Linked DNA regions of Homo sapiens: region 1 is linked to region 2. A link is a loop called in an ENCODE intact Hi-C map of the cell type or tissue named here. Cell type or tissue: PC-9. All regions are shown on one strand. Links, peaks and the distances in the headings refer to the core of each region. The heading gives the core; the rest is flanking DNA.

Region 1 (8,333 bases), core at 69-8,068, 700 kb after region 2:
AAAGATGCCTTCTCAGCCTGCCGTGCTTCTGGGGAACTCCCCTTTATTTGAATACATGCATCCTCTAATCCCTTTTCATGCCTTGCCTGTTAGCCTGTTACTTAGTGGGGAAGAGAACGCTCCCCAAGCCCAAGTTCATTGCTGTCTGGAAGAAGGGCGGCAGCACCAAGGGGATATTATGAGAGTTGTAAATGCTTTTGTTTCACTGCTGTGCTCTTGATAGTAGTCTCATCAGGATCCACAGAAAACCCATATCCACCTCCACCCCTGACTTTTTGGGAAAATAACATTGCATCTACAATGCCTTCAAAAGCAATGAACACGGTCCTTGGTGTGTTTGCATATGTTCAGACTAGCTGATTCTTGTTAAAGCTTTCTATGTATTAGGCACTTTACATAGACTACCTCATTTAATCCTTCTAATAATCCAGAGAGATTTTATAAAAGAATAGCAGAGACTCAGAGCTTGTAAAGCTAAGTGGCAGCCCTGGGATTCAAAGTCAGATCATCTTATTACCTAAGCCTTTTTCCACCACAGCATCCTGACTCTGTCACAATGATTGTATGTAATACAGAAATGTATGATACAGTCCATAATATTCCAGGCAAGTAGCAAGCACTGGGGGGGACATTGGCTAGAAAGGCCAATCCTCTTGTTCTTGCCAGAGCCCTGACAGAATGCTAAGGAAAAGAGAAGACCGCTAGGCCCTAAAATCCTAGGTGTCCTGGCCCTAATACCTAGGCAGTGCCATATGGAAGCAAATCTTCCATAGTCCCTTCATGATGAGCTTACAGTGACATATGAAAAACATAAGTGAGTGACTGCTTTTAAAACCTGTGGTGCTTCAAGATTTTCTGAGGGTATTCACCAAGATGTCCAGAGGCTCACAGAGCTGAGCAATGAATGGAAGCCTGCAGAGGCCAGCAGTTGTCCTTCATTGTTCATTTGTACATTGCTGGGTGACCCTCAGTGTGGCATTCACCCTTGCAGGGCCTCAGGCCATTGCATCCATGGTAAAATAATATTTTTGGAAATATTAATCAGCATTTTTTCCTACAGTATTTTTCCTCTACGTTTTTGGGCCCTTCCTCCTGTGTCCCTTTTTTCGGGGCAAGGAAGGTGGCCACGAAAAACCAAGAAAAAGAATATCTCTTCCTATAGGATAACAAAAGGAATCTTTAAATAGCAAAGGCTTGGGAGGCTGATGATACAAGCAAGGCTTCCCTGCCTCTGGACTGAGATTCTCTGGGCTTGGTGGGGGAAGGAGGGAGCGTTGGGGGAGAAATAATAATAACACAGATATTCGTGGGTCCCTGAAGAATAGGGACAAACTAGATATGTGATTTTGTTTGTTTGTTTGTTTGTTTGTTTTTGTTTTTTTTTTTTAGATGGAATCTTGCTGTGTCACCCGGGCTGGAGGGCAGTGGCGCAATCTCGGCTGAATGCAACCTCCGCCTCCTGGGTTCGGGTGATTCTCCTGCTTCAGCCTCCCGAGTAGCTGGGACTACAGGCACATGCCACCACGCCCAGCTAATTTTTTGTATTTTTAGTAGAGATGGGGTTTCACCATGTTAGCCAGGATGGTCTTGTTCTCCTGACCTCATGATCCGCCCACCTCGGCCTCCCAGAGTGCTGGGATTACAGGTGTGAGCCACCGCGCCTGGCTGTGATTCTTGTTTTAATTGACATAGGTTTGGGGATTTGGGAGGAAAGCAGAACCCATGGCTCCTTCCCAGGAGTTTATGAGCAACGCATTTATAACCTGAATGGAATGAGCATGAAGAACAGCCAAGGGGCAAGGCAAAGACGCTGGAAAGAAAAGGCTACTTCCTTGGTGTACATTCACTGACAAACTCCTCCTTAGATGACAAGGCCCTTTACTTTCTTCATTGACTTTGTCTTCATTAAAAAACTATCCCCTGATGATTTCACTAAGTGATGTCATCATCCAACCCCCCCCACCCCCTGCAACCTTCCTGCCCACACTGGGCTAAAAGTCTCACTCTTTCAGCTCAATGCTCAGTAAGCAAAATATGGATCAATAAAGTAGCCCAGTGTAGCAGAAGATGCATGATATTTGAATTCAGACACATCTGGGATCCAGTCCTAGCCTAACTCTTTGTGATAAGCCAAGTGAGCCGTGTGACCCTCCATTCACTTAGCTACAAAACAAGGTACCAAATTCACCAGAGTTATAAAAGGATTATAGGAGAGGCTTGTGGAAAGCTCTTTCAAAACTACAAAACCCCATTTCACAGATGAAAAAACTAAGTCACTGAGTTTACTGTGAGTTGCTGGGTGGCTAAGTAATGAGCCCAAGGTTACAAAGCGAGTGGGTGGCCGGGGGGGCATTCCAGAGCAGAGCATAGAGCACTTGTATTCTGGGCCAACCACCAAGTAGCAGTTGTCTTTTTATCTGTCTCTGTCTTTAGCCTTTGAGATCAAGGAGAGCAGAGATCTCATCCCTGGAAAAGCAAGTACTGAGACACATTTGTTGAATGAGGGGTCCCATACGGAGCACCAGGCACGTACCCAGCCCTCATTTGTTGAATAAACGAGCAGTGCCCAGGAGCCCTGTGTGGGAAGGGGATGATGAAGAGTAGCGATTTTCAGTGAATGGGTTGACCGAAACATAGCCACAGAGATTTGCACTTTTTCAACAAATATAGAAATCTCACAGGTTTGTCTTCTCATGGAATCTCCATGGTGCCAGGAGCACTAAAAATGACTCTCCAGACAAACAAAAGCAGGAAAAGCTGTCTGGACACAGTGGCTCACACCTGTAACCCAGCACTTTGGGAGGCTGAGGTGGGAAGGATCTTTTGAGGCCCAAAGTTTGAGAGCAGCCAGGGCAACATAGTGAGACACTGTTTCTATAACACATTTTTTAAAACAATCTAGATGTAGTGGTGCATGCCTGTTGTCCCAGCTACTTGGGAGGCTGAGGTGGGAGGATCACTTGAGCCTGGGAAGTTGAGGCTGCAGTGAGTTGTGATCACGCCACTGCCCTCTAGCCTCAGAGACAAAGGAAGACCCTATCTCCAGAAACAAAAGAAAAGAAAACCAAAAAACAAAAAGCAGATCTTTACCACCCCACCTTATTTGGGCCTACCTGCAGACCTGGGCGTGGGGCTGAATGTTGGGATCTCAAAGGAATTTCAAAAATCTGGCCCAGCCCCGGGGTAATCTGATAACTAAAAACTCATAAAGACATAAAGAGATCTTAATGCTTACTGAGGCAGTACGGTCTTTCTTCGTCTGAGAAGGAGAGGTTATGGTCCACAAACTGAAAGAAGTATTCCAGGTCTGTTTGTGGTGGAGAGGGTTGGAGGAGGATGACTCCACTTGGGACTTACTGGGCCCTCCTTCCTGGCCAGGGAGGTAAAACAGACACAGGTTAGGCTGCAGAGCTGTAAGCCCTAAGCCGACTGGCAGGCGCCGTAAAAGAGAGCAGCGGGTTCAGTCGGTTGTGGGGTGGGCAGAGGGTAGAGAAAGGGGCCAGTCACACTCAGCTGCAGCCCTCGCGGCCTCGCGGGCCTGTGGTTGCCAGGACTTAAATCTCCCAAGAGTCGTTACAATCCTGACTTTTATGTGAAAGCTCTCATCTTGTATTGGCAAGTAAATCCAAGACAGTTTCAATCACTGTGGGAGTCAAGCTAATTATGTCTGCAGGCTGGATTTGGTCTGTAAGCTGCCAGTGTGCCATCTCTGGATTAGTCACTGAAGAGTCAGGGAAGGTGATGAACCAGCACCAGCCACCCCAGATGGAGTCACGATGTGGCGGTAGTGAGAGAAGCAGGTGAGGGAACTGCGCCAGGTGTGGACGGGAAAGGCCTGACGTTCCTTCCCCAGGCTGCCCTGGGGAGATGGCGGAGGCGGGGGTGCTGCTCCAGTGCTGTCTGCTGGAGGGAGGTGTTCCCTTCCGTGCAGGGCAGAGGCAACCTACACCCGGCTGGCTCTGGGTTTCCTTGTGAGTGATCCTGTCCGTGGCATTAGTACCACCTAGTGGACTTCGCAGGAAGAACTGCATGTTGAAACCATGCGGACAGTCATTTACCAGAGCGGCGGCGGTGAGCGCAGCAGAAGGGCCAGGGTCCTCCGAGCGAATCAGCATGAAAGAAACCATAATAATGAGTAAACTCAAAGCTTGAAGCATAAACTCAAAGCTTCAGGGGGACAATGAGACAGAGGCAGGGGCGCTGGTCTTGCTTTCTCAGGCCGCCCAGTTCTGTTTGACTGAGCCTGTGGTCCGAGCGGATGGAATCCGCCCCTCCAGCACGGGGAGGCCCCCAGAGCCCAAAGACAAGGAAAGCCACCAGTCATATTGAAGCGTCCAGCCTTCTTTCTTTAAGCCTCATGAGAAATTAGGTGGGTGGTAATCCCAAATCAATGTTTGTGGCTGTGCTTATCCTGTTTCACAAGCCTAACATCTGTGTTTATATTGTTTAAAATCTATTAAATTGTGTGGAATATTTTCCCTTCATTTAAAAAAAAATTACTTCCCATCCCTTTTATTTTTGGAAAAGGTCACACTCTGTTTCCGTTTCCAAACTATGCTGACCCACATGATCTTCCTAACAAAAGTGTTTTCCTAAAACTCACTTGCTTGAGGAAACCTGTTCCTCTGCAAGGGCCCCCTCCCACACCTTAGCATCGATTTCCCCCCAGACTCATTTGCATTTGCTGTTGTTTCTCTCTGCTATTTCATAGGCCTGTGTGTCCTGTTTTTTTCTGTGCTTTTCCTTAAAGGCTCAGTACAGGCCCCACATAACACATCGGCTGTGAGTACTAGGCTTACCTTGATACTCTGAATCTCCCTACTCTGTCCACAGCATTTTTGCTGTTGCTGTAATTGCCAGGAGAGCAGGGAAGTAATCTGGTGTAATATTCAGCTTTTGAGTACTTGCTTCGTGTCAGTATTTTGACAGTATTACTGCTAAGCCAACTGGGAAGGTGAATTTTGGGGATACCTCTGCATACTAAATAAAAGCTCCAAATCTTAGAAAGTCATTAGAGATACAAAAGCACTCCCTTGAACACGCACAAAAGATCGGGGATTTCCAGGTCTTCATTGCATTTTTAATGGCCACTTTCAGGAAAGGCACTTCCAAGTTTGAGATTTTCCAGTTATAAGATGATCTGGGTCTGAAAGAGCGTAGATGGGACAGTCAGATTTCTCACTGCTCGGCTGTGTGCTTCATCTGCTCTTCCCGCCCTTAAAACATCCATTGTTCAGAATGGGGGAAGCCCAGCAGTGTTGCTGGGTGGCATTTGAGAGAGGGAGTGGAGTTGTCATGCTATAAACAGATATAGCATTGATCCTACAGAGCAAAAAGATAGGGAAAGGGAGGGAGAGGAACCCAGTTGGACATTATGTCATGCCAAAGAGAATTCCAAGGATGGTTAAGAATGGCAACCAGAGGCCCTTGAAACTCCCAGGAGGCCAGCAGACTTCACTAGGCAGAAACCCAAGAAAAAAGTTACCCCCATTTGTCGCTAAGAATGGCGGATGTCAAGGGGAATGGGAACAAAGGGGAATTTCTAGGGTCCTTGTAAGCTTAAAAGTCCTATTAAGTGAAGTTACTTGAGATCAGCCTGGAATATCTTAATCTGGACTTCCCCAACGGCCAGTTTTAAATCTTGTTTACAACTCAGGTCAGAATTAAAATGGAAAACAGCCTTCGATGACTTCCAGACAAGGAACTTTGGAAAAAATTAATTTTACAGTAACATCAAAATGTCTGTTATAGCTTGTGCAACAAAGCTATACAAAAAATCTGTACAAAAAATAAAAAAATTAACTGGGCGTGGTGGTGGGCGCCTGTAATCCCAGCTACTTGGGAGGCTGAGGCAGGAGGATTGCTTGAGCCCAGGAGTGTGAGGCTGCAGCAAGCTGGGATTGTGCCACTGCACTCCAACCTGGGGGACACAGCAAGACCCTGTTTCTAAACAAAACACACAAAAAAGTGTTCATTAGGCCCTTGTCTTCTGCACACCCATCACTCTCGGGAAAGAAGCTGGTCTGAGCTAAGGTCCAAGAGCAGCTGGGCCTAGGGCCTGGCAATTCATTTCAGCAGTACGGAGACTGTCACATCCCATTCCCAGGCTCTGCTTCTCCAGACTCCAGCAAAGGTAGTTGTGGCCTGTGTCTCAGAAGAGGGGTGCAGGAAGGATCAGAAATCAGGTGGGAGCCACGAAGAACAGCAGGCAGGAGCCAGGAAAGCTGCAGGGGCAGGGTTCCCAGAGACTCCCTAGACTCTGGAGATGGCACCGCAGGCTTCTGGTACCTCTCATGCCAGGAGATGCTTCCTCACAGCCCAGAATGAGTAGCTGGCAACAATCAGGGACGATCCTCTGAGGACCAGTCATAGTGTCTGTGATGTACCCACCTTCTGAAGGTGGACTGAGGCTTCTAGCTTATAAGCTGGCTGCATAGGCACCCCTCGTCCCCTAGCAATGTCAACAATGACTTGTACCGCCATAACACAGAGGCACATGTAGATTCCATTCCAGGTTAGAATGTGTCTTTTATGCCACTGCCAAATGTTGCAGCGGCATGAAACAGTTCTGACATGAGACAAGTGTATTCCATTCTGAGGACTGCTGGTTTATAAATAAGTCAAAAACGGCCAGATAATTTAGGTCAAGGTGAGTTTATTGTCCAAATAGCATAACCTAATTGCATTCAAAACCATTTTCAAATCCATCTTTAAACTAGTCAGAAAACAGGTTATTATTTTTTTAAATCACTTAACACTGAACAGATAAGACCTCTTAAAAGGCAGCTGACTATATCATGTCACCATCATAGCCAATACAACATTTTTGCCATACTTCCTAAAAACCTTTTCGCATACACTGATCATGCTACTTATCAGCACTTTCTAACATCCTGACCAAACAGACACCCACACCTCTTATAGAGTACACTGTGAGAGAATAACATGGACTTGATATGGCATCACACTTGTTTTAAAGCAAAAAAAAAAAGAAAAAGAAAAGAAAAAAAAAAGTCCAAGACAAGAAACTACATAACTGAGAGAGAGGAGAGAGAGAGAGATCTGAGGTACATGATATAAGGGTGATGAACATAATGGAAAAAATCCAATGGCCCGATGATTTGCTGGGGATGTAAGAGTTGGCCAGCAGTTAAGAACTAAACCAATTAAAAATAAAAATAGAAACTTTGTTTTTCAAGGACAGGCACCTGTCAAAAGACATTGGATACTGTAATGGCTACAGTCAGTAAGGCACTTTATTTCCCCAAAGTAGGCTGCAGGCGAAGGGATGCAGGCTGCAGCTACAGCATGCACGTACACATTTGCTGATGGCTTCTCAAAACCTGAGCCGAGAATAGGGTCTGATAGCCCAGCCAAGTTTAAAAGCAGACACACACGAATGTAGTATCGTTGTGCCTGAAATGACCATTCTGGGTTGTTTAGAATCCAGAATCATCAAAAGCCATGTGGTATGAGGAAGTAATAAATATCCTCTTGAATCTTCTTACCCTATTTTGCACAAATGGATGGCTGCATGAACAGCTCTTGTAAATTGCTCTGAGTCCACACCAATAGAAACCTGCACTCATTCTATAGCTACAGAGGGTTTGTTGGCTTAAGGGGACTTTATCATCTCAGCATTAATTTCCCTTTTAAAGCTATTCTCAAGGTTGGACTGTCTCAGAGATAAACAAAGAGGAATCCTTTTGGCTTAGAAGCCAACTGGCTTACTCAGACTTCCTCCCCTTCCTACCTCCAATTCCCACACTACCAATATTATCTTCTTGAACTAGAAAATCAATTATTTACATGACATAAGGTGCAAGTCTATTTCTTCTCCCAGCCCTGTCCCCTGTGGCCCATGGAGAGAAAATTCCCCTGCCCTCTTGGAGAGAGTCATCTGATCCTGCCTTATGTTCTTAACCTTTCAGTCCCAGAGCTCCCAGGGCACAGTCTGGAGAGGCCCTAGAGGTGCTAGACTGCAGGGAAGCGCAGCTCCGTCTGAAGAGTTGCCAATCCTGCTAGCAATGGGATGCAGCGTGATGCTGTCAGGGTTGTCTTCTCCTCTGGCTTTGTCACTTAAGCCATGTGTGCCCCTGACCTGGCTGATAAGAGGCAGAACAGAGCCTCCAGTACAGAGCACATAGACCAAGGATGACCCAGTAGTAAGGCATGCTGTGCTCTCCAGTGGGGTCCTGAGGCAGTTCAAAATAAGGCCTCCTGGAAGAACAGCCCCTTCTTCAAGGAGCTCGCCTCTCAGCACGCATGGGGTGTTCTGCGGAGGGAACTGCCCTTGGCTTTCTCCTGCAGGCTTCTTGGCTGTTATGGACCCG
Region 2 (8,333 bases), core at 110-8,109:
AAGTATACAATGCAGTATTATTACTATAGTAACTATGCTATACATTAGATCTCCAAAATTAATTAATCCTGCATAACTAAAACTAAAACATTATACTCATTAAAATATAATTCCTTATACCCTCCTTTCTTCAGCCCTTTAGCATTCTGTTTTCTGTCTGTATGAATTTGACTAGGCTAGGTACTTTATATAGGTGGAATCACACAATATTTATCTTTTTGCGACTGGCTTATTTCACTTAGCATAATGACCTCAAGTTTGATTCATGTTGTAGCATGTCCTTCCTTTTTAAGGCTGAAATATATTTCAGTGTGTGTGTGACTACACACACACATATATGTTTACCCTCCCACACATACATATGCATACCATATTTTCTTTATCCATTCATCTGTTGATGGACACTTAGGTTCCATGTCTTAGCTATTGTGAATAATGCAATGAACACATGAATACAGATGTCTCTTTGACATACTGATTTCATTTCCTTTGGACATATACCCAGAAGAGGGTTTTCTGGATTATATGGTAGTCCTCTTTTTAATTTGTGGAGAAACTTTCATATTGTCTTTCATAACGATTGTACTAATTTGCATTCTCACCAACAGTGTATAAGGGTTTCCATTTTTCCACATCTCAGCCAATATTTAGTTTTTTTCTTTTTTTTTTTTTTGAGATGGAGTGTCGCTCTGTCACCCAGGCTGGAATGCAGTGGTGCGATCTCAGCTCACTGTAACCTCCACCTCCCGGGTTCAAGCAATTCTCCTGCCTCAGCCTCCCAGGTAGCTGGGATTACAGGCACGTGCCACCAAGCCCAGCTAACTTTTGTATTTTTAGTAGAGGTGGGGTTTCACCATGTTGGCCAGGGCAGTTGTCTTTTTTATCATAGCCATTCTTAGGTGTAAGGTGTAAGGTAATATCCCATTGTAATTTTGATTTGCATTTTTCTCATGATAAGTGATAGTGAGCATTTTTTTGTATATCTCTTGGCCATTTGTGTGTCTTCTTTTGAAAGATATCTATTCAAGTACTTTGCCTATTTTCTTAATCAGATCATTTGTTTTCTTGCTATTGAGTTGAGTTGTTTCTTTTGGGGGGGGTTGTGGGTTTTTTGTTTGTTTGTTTTTGCTTTTGTTTTTTTGTTTTTGTTTTTGTTTTGTTTTTTGTTTTTTGTTCTTGTTTTGTTTTGTTTTTTTGACAGTCTCACTCTGTCACCCAGGCTGGAGTGCAGTGGATTGAACTTGGCTCACTGTAGCCTCTGCCTCCGGGGCTCAAGTGATCCTCCCACCTCATCCTTTCAAGTAGCTGGGACTACAGACATGCACCACCATGCCCAGCTAATTTTTGTAATTTTTGTAGAGATGGGGTTTCACCATGTTGCCCAGGCTGATCTCAGACACCTGGACTCAAGGAATCCATCCTCCTAAGCCTCCAAAAGTATTGGGTTTACAGGCATGAGCCACTGCACCCAGCCTTAAGTTGAGTTTCTGATATAGCCTGAATATTAACTTCTTGTCAGATGTATGGTTTGAAAATATTTTCTCCCACTTTATAGGTGTCTCTTTCAATCTGTCAATTATTTATTTGCTTTACAGAAGCTTTTTTGTTTGTTTGTTTTGATGGAGTTTCGATCTTTTCACCCAGGCTAGGGTGCAATGGCGCAATCTCAGCTCACTGCAACCTCTGTCTCCTGGGTTCAAGCAATTCTCCTGCCTCAGCCTCCCAAGTAGCAGGGATTACAGGCACCTGCCACGAGGCCCAGCTAATTTTTTTATTTTTAGTAGAGACGGCGTTTCACCATGTTGGCCAGGCTGGTCTCGAACTCCTAACCTCAGGTGATACACCCACCTAGGCCTCCCAAAGTGCTGGGATTACAGGTGTGAGCCACTGTGCCCAGCCCAGAAGCTTTTTAGTTTTATGCAATTCCATTTATTTTTGCTTTTGTTGCCTGTGCTTTTCTGGTCATATCCAAAAAATCATTGCCCAGATGAATGTCAAAAAACTTTTTCTCTATGTTTTCTTCTAGTAGTTTCACATCTTACTTTTATGTTTTTAATGCATTTTGAGTTGATTTTTTATATGGTGTGAGAAAATGGTTCAGTTTTATTCTTCTGCATGTGAATATCCAGTTGTTCCCACACACTTTATTGAAAAGAATATATTTCCCACCTTGTATATTCTTGGCAACTTTGTCAAAGAGCAATTGACTGAAAATGAATAGATTTATTTCTGGGTTCTCTATTCTGTTCCATTGGTCTATATGTCTATTTTCATGCCAGTATTATACTGTCATGATTACTATTGCTTTGTAGAATATTTTGAAATCAGGTAGTGTGATGTCTCCCTCTATTCTGCATAATGCTCTCTGTGTGTGCATAATTCTGCTGCTGTTGGATGGAATGTTCTGTATGTGCCTGTTAGGTCCATTTGGTCTATAGTGTTGTCCAAGTCCACCGTTTCCTACTGACTTTCCATCTGGAAGATCTATTCATTGTTGAAAGTGAAGTATGGAAGTCTCCTACTATTATTGTATTTCTGTCTATTTCCCCCTTTAATTTTTAAAATATTTTCTTTATGTACTTAGGTGCTCTAATGTTGGGTGCATACGTATTTATCATTGTTATATGCTTTTGATGAGTTTATCCCTTTATCATTATACGTAGGATAAAACTTTTTTATTTCTTGTGACAGTTTTTCACTTAAAATCTAATTTATCTGATTTTGGAATAACCACCCCACTCCCCTTTTTGGTTACCATTTGTATGGAATACCTTTTTCCATCTCTTCACTTTCAACCTATATGTATCTTTAAAGCTGAAGTGACTCTCTTTTAGGCAGCATATAGTTGGATCTTTTTCCCCCCCAAATACGCTTAACCACTCTATTGTTAAATTAAATTAAATTTGGTCTGACAATGCCTCTGCACTTTGAGTCCCTCTTTAATTAACTTCAACCTAACATAGGATGGAAACTAACTGCAAGCCTAACTTAGGAGTATAATTTTATAACAGGTAACTGAGTCTCAGCCAGTCTCAGCAGCTGAGCTTCAGTCAGTTGCAGGGGGCCAACTGATAAGAACATGCTCAAATAAGACAAATGAAGCCATAACCCATCAACTGGTCTCTGCACCTCCCTTCCATTTTCTGTCCATAAATGCTACCTGACCATGTTGCAGCCTGGAGTTCTCTGAACCTATTTGGTCTGAGGACTGACTGATTCATGAATTTTTGTTATTTGCTCAATTAAACTCTATTAAATTTAATCTGTTTAATGTTTTTCTGTTAACATTATTAGACTCCAGGATCCTGGATTCATAAGGGCTAGCCTAGCACTAGGGTCCACAGTGAAACTGGCGGTCACTTCGCTCTCTTTCCTCCACGTAGAAGGTATCTCTCGGTGATGCCCTGCATAGGCTTGGGGGTGTGAGGACACAGGTAATCTGAAGCTGTCCTTCCTACTGCCTTCAATGTGTCTTTTCTTTTTTATTTTATTTCATTTTATTTTATTATTATTATTTCACTTTAAGTTTTAGGGTACATGTGCACAATGTGCAGGTCAGTTACATATGAATACATGTGCCATGCTGGTGTGCTGCACCCATTAACTCGTCATTTAGCATTAGGTATATCTCCTAATGCTATCCCTCCCCCCTCCCCCCACCCCACAACAGTCCCCAGAGTGTGATGTTCCCTTTCCTGTGTCCATGTGTACTCATTGTTCAATTCCCACCTATGAGTGAGAACATGCGGTGTTTGGTTTTTTGTCCTTGTGATAGATTACTGAGAATGATGATTTCCAATTTCATCCATGTCCCTACAAAGGACATGAACTCATTATTTTTATGGCTGCATAGTATTCCATGGTGTATATGTGCCACATTTTCTTAATCCAGTCTATCATTGTTGGACATTTGGGTTGGTTCCAAGTCTTTGCTATTGTGAATAGTGCCGCAAGAAACGTACGTGTGCATGTGTCTTTACAGCAGCATGATTTATAGTCCTTTGGGTATATACCCAGTAATGGGATGGCTGGGTCAAATGGTATTTCTAGTTCTAGATCCCTGAGGAATCGCCACACTGACTAATCAGGTACTGTAATCTATCACCCAGATTCCTGAGCTCTTCTGAAGGTATTTTCGTGCACAGATTGTTGTTCAAATTCATGTTTCAGTGAAGGGGCAAGTGCTGAAAAGTCCTTTTCTGCCATCTTGCCAATGACGTCACTGCCTCATTGCCTGTTTTGATCACTGTCTTGATCTACTTCCTAGAGCCATGCCCACACATAGCAGACACTCCATAAATATTTGTTGAATGAATAAATGAATGAACAAATAAACAGGTGAGTGAAACCCTCTACCCCAGGCCTGGAATGTGTTCTGTGATGACTTCTGTGTGTTGGCCTTGCTTGGGTTTGTGCTGCCTGGTGCTGCTAGGTTTCCAGGTGACCAAATACACACCATCACTCAAAGGCAATTGAATCTGGTTGGCAAGCCTGGCCCGGAGTGGCCAATGCCTTTCCCTCTCTCGCCACTAGAGGACAGAGGCGACCCATGGATTCAGCCAACGCCAGTCAGTTCTGCCACCCGGGCTCCAAAGGCACCTTGGGCTTCCTGATGAACAGAAACTAACTGGCCCTGTTGTGACACCTCTAACTCAGAGGTCGCCACTGAGGTACCAAGTAGAGAAAAGGCATAAAATGCAAGTTCCGTATCCTCACCCAGGGTATGAAGATTGAAACAGGAGTTGTCCTCACTTCCTTGGCTGTCCCTGCAGTGGGGACGCCCAAACTAAGGGCTCCCAGCGCTCTGCGTGTTCTGACCCAGGCAACGTCACCTTTTGGAAAGACAGGCTTGCACCCTGCTCCGCAAAATGAGGAAGGTAAATGTTCCTAACCCAAAAACTGCCTGAAGAAGCAGGCCTGAAGAGTTGAAACAAGAGGAGGGCCTCAGTGCATGCCCAGGAGTGTATGTGAGATACAGGTCAGTCCAGCCAACCTGTCCTGGGTGCTTGCCTACATGTCTCTGCTCAGATGGTCCTCCAGGCACTTCTGCAAAGTGAGTATGATGATTACAAGTTAACACGTTAACTTGTAATGAGTGGTAAACTTGCCCACAGTTACATAGCTGGTGCATGACAAAGCCAGGGCTCTGGCACAGGGTGAACTGGCTTCATGGTTCCTGCAGTTCCCCCCATGGGACCACCAATTATAAGGACACTGGGGCTTTGGAAAATGAGCAAACCCTGGTATTGTGGAAAAGGTAGTGAAGCTCCAGGATGGATCAACACACGTAAAGAACTTCGTTGACTATCACAACTTCTCATTGTATTCTCACAACAAATCTACAAAGAGTGGTGGCTCATTCCCCATTCTGGAGCCGAGGAAAAAAGGCAGGGCCAGATGAAGAAGTGCCTGCCGCGTGCTGACCACAGGCCACTGCATCCCATGACCAGAGGATAAGAGGAGGGGCCACACTGTTCCTCCATCTCCTGATTCCCCTAAAGACCAGCACATGTCCAGGCTCTTCTATTTCTCTGTTACTTCTGTTGCTCTGGTTCCTGCCCTGCAGAGGGGGTGGCCATGACCCCGCTACCCTTCATCCAGCCCTCCAAGATACCCATTAGCCTGCTCCTCTTAGGCCTGATGTGAAAAGTCTGAGATGTAAAAAAAAAACAAGACTGTAACCCTTAAAAAATGTGCACACTCTGCTTCTCTTTTTCAAAGATTTTGGCAAGAATAACATGAGTTTCCATGGGACAAATCACAAGCCTTTTTCTTTTTTTTTTCCCCTCAGCCCCTAACTCATTTCAATTCAATGCAACAGAAATGGACTTGGCTAGGCACCAGCACTGTCCTAGGCCCTAGCAGGGAGCTGCGAGGTGGGTGTCCATGAACCTGAGCAGTTCAGCCCCCGATGATGGGAAGAGCAGCCATGCACAGAATGCAAATGCTGGGTGCTAACGCTGCTTGCATTGGGGTATACTTCTTTCACTCGGTAGCTTGGAGATGACCTCAATGTTAGGATGAGGCTCTACGAGGCAAAGGCTCCCAGGCCAACCATGGGCTCCTCGGAGGGCAGAGTCACAGAGCACCTGCAGCCACAGAGTTCTCCCTTCTCCATTGCTGCTTCTCGTGCTAGGAGCCAGGTTTGTGTTCCCAGGAGACACAGTGGCCGTGGGGCTCCATGTCTCTGAACTGCTCAACCTCCCTAGCAGCCCACACTGGGTAGAACCAACTTGCAGCAAGCCTGTATTCTCCTGACCAGCTGAGGCATAGGCTTCTCTCTCCCTGGGAAGACAGCATCCCATTTCTTTATCTGAGGTGTCTGCTCTTAACTGGGCTCAAGCCATCATAGTTGCCTTTCCTGCTGCAATTGCAGGAAACACTTTGTAGGTGGGTGCTTCTTTCTCTAAGGCACTCGAAGTCCCCCAAACCTTCTCTTGTTCACCACTGTGAGTAGGTCACAGCACTATTCTCCCTAATTAACTGGGGCAGAGGAGGAAGGCCAGGAGATTGCTGCTCTGAGTTTTGCCATGCACTATCAGCCAGATTGACAGGAGCACATGGGTACGCACCTCCCGGGGCTGGGTCTCATTCATGAGTTCACAATACACAGAGGCCTCCTGCTGTGACCAAGTGCATTTTCAGCATGGGGAAAATGGCTGGCACATAGTAGGTGCTCAAAAATGTTGCCGGATGAAGGAACTGGTGGCATGCTTGCTCAGTTTTGACAAAATAGCTCTCCAGAGCCTCCAGATATACAGGTCACTGTTGCTCCAGAGCATGAAAATGCTGTGATCCTCTTTCTCTTGCCTCTGCAAGGGGAGCCAGAGGACTCTCTGACCCTGAAAGAGGCGGCCACAGCCCCTGCTGAGGGGAAGAGGGAAGAGCATGTGAATGCAAAGAGGACTGCAGAGCCTGCTGCAGCTGTAGCCACTCGCTCGGAGTGGGAAGTCCAGGCCACCCGAGGGCAGCAGCTTGTCCTCCTCTGCCCTCAGAGGCTGTGGTCATTGAATGAGTCTGGATCTTCTCCCTGGGTTGGGGGAAGGAATCCAGGTGACCCCTCAAAGTGTCTTTCAATGTGTGAATTGGAGAGCTAAGTTCCAGGTGGCTTCTGCTGGGGCTACCAGTAGGAGGAAAAAGGAGAAATCTAGACACAGATAAAAAGCATTCTGCTTCCTCTGTGCCCTGGACCTCCAGATCACCACCAGGACTCTGTCCCAGGACAGCAAGGTGGACCCTGAAATTCCCTGAGCATCGTTACCAGAGAGGTGAGGGGGGCACAGAGCAGAACCATGGAGCCTCCAGACAGAATGCACGCCAGTGGTGCCCCTTGAGGCAGTGTACACAGCAAGCTGTGTAGATCCCTTCACCAATACTGCCACCTAGGAGCTGTGTTCCAGAGAAGCAGGTTCCAGAGGGAAGCACATTTTGCCTAGCCACAGATCTACCAGGATGCATAAAGGTTGGGAGAAGGTTACTAGCTCTTCACTCTCCCCATCCCCAAGTCAGAGAGGACGAGGGCCTGCTGAGTAAACCTGGTTGATCCACAGGGTAAAGACTGGCCCAGCTTCACGGAGAGCAGGAAGTAATTGTCCTCTGTAGGGCTGGGCCACAAGTTAGCCATGCGACCTGAGCAAACCACTTCTCAGAAACCTCATTGATGGCATCAGGAAATGCTTATGTGCCAGTCTGCTCTGGTAATTCCATAACATTTAGTGCGGCATGCGACCCATCCACAAAGACCCCACCTATGACAGGCAGCCGCTTTGGAGGTTTGAAACTCATTGGCACTAGACAAATACATTTTGAATGAGCCAAAAGAAGAATGACTTATTATTTTAGTTATTAAAAATAAAGTGATGCTCATCCTCAGGGACTTTTTAGATTGTTCATTCATGGTAAGCATCACCCAAGGGCTGGTTCTCTCTCCTCCATGCCTCAATTGTGTAACCTCATAATTTTAGAATGTTTTGGCTAAAGGAAACCTCATTCAAGCCCTCCTGTTCAGTGCATGCCCAGAGAGGGCAGGCGCTGGGTCTAAAGTCACACAGTGGCCCAGCAGAGACCAGAGCTTAGTCCTGTGGAGTCTAGAGGCACAATGCTTATTTGTCACATTTCTTCTTCGTCTTTTTCTATCTCCCTGTATTACTACTCATACCTTCTAACCTCCACTGAAATGGTCTTTCCTCTGCCTTTCAAAAAGCCTGAGAATGGAAAAACATAAAGAGAAAGAAAAATGAAAAGATGGAGAGGGAATCAAGTTCACATTTCACATGAGAAGATGTGCCATCCGATTTCAGATCACAGTCCTCGAAAGGTGAGAACTGCGTTTT

What was found. A loop is a pair of places that touch in the nucleus more often than their neighbours do. Peaks named below come from ENCODE experiments on the same cell type or tissue, not always from the same donor. Only the 100,000 strongest peaks of a DNase experiment are listed, where the experiment ranks them.
Region 1: it touches region 2 in a loop (21-fold over the local background); 2 of 110 quality-filtered maps call a loop at or near these places.

The regions. Positions count from the first base shown.
Region 1 is chr12:4,303,659-4,311,991 of GRCh38, reverse strand. CCND2 (cyclin D2) reads right to left here. Exons shown (of 5, transcript NM_001759.4): 5 at 6,639-8,333. Among named protein-coding and RNA genes, the nearest start is that of TIGAR, 13 kb to the left of the region's middle. In PC-9, for the core only: CTCF peaks have their summits at 3,771 and 3,999 (motif pointing left); DNase peaks (open chromatin) are centred at 3,191 and 3,841; H3K4me3 peaks cover 510 bases; H3K27me3 peaks cover 3,506 bases.
Region 2 is chr12:4,999,406-5,007,738 of GRCh38, reverse strand. No RefSeq gene overlaps it. Among named protein-coding and RNA genes, the nearest start is that of KCNA5, 40 kb to the left of the region's middle. In PC-9, for the core only: CTCF peaks have their summits at 4,338 and 4,538 (motif pointing right); no DNase peak of the experiment used is centred there; H3K27me3 peaks cover 233 bases.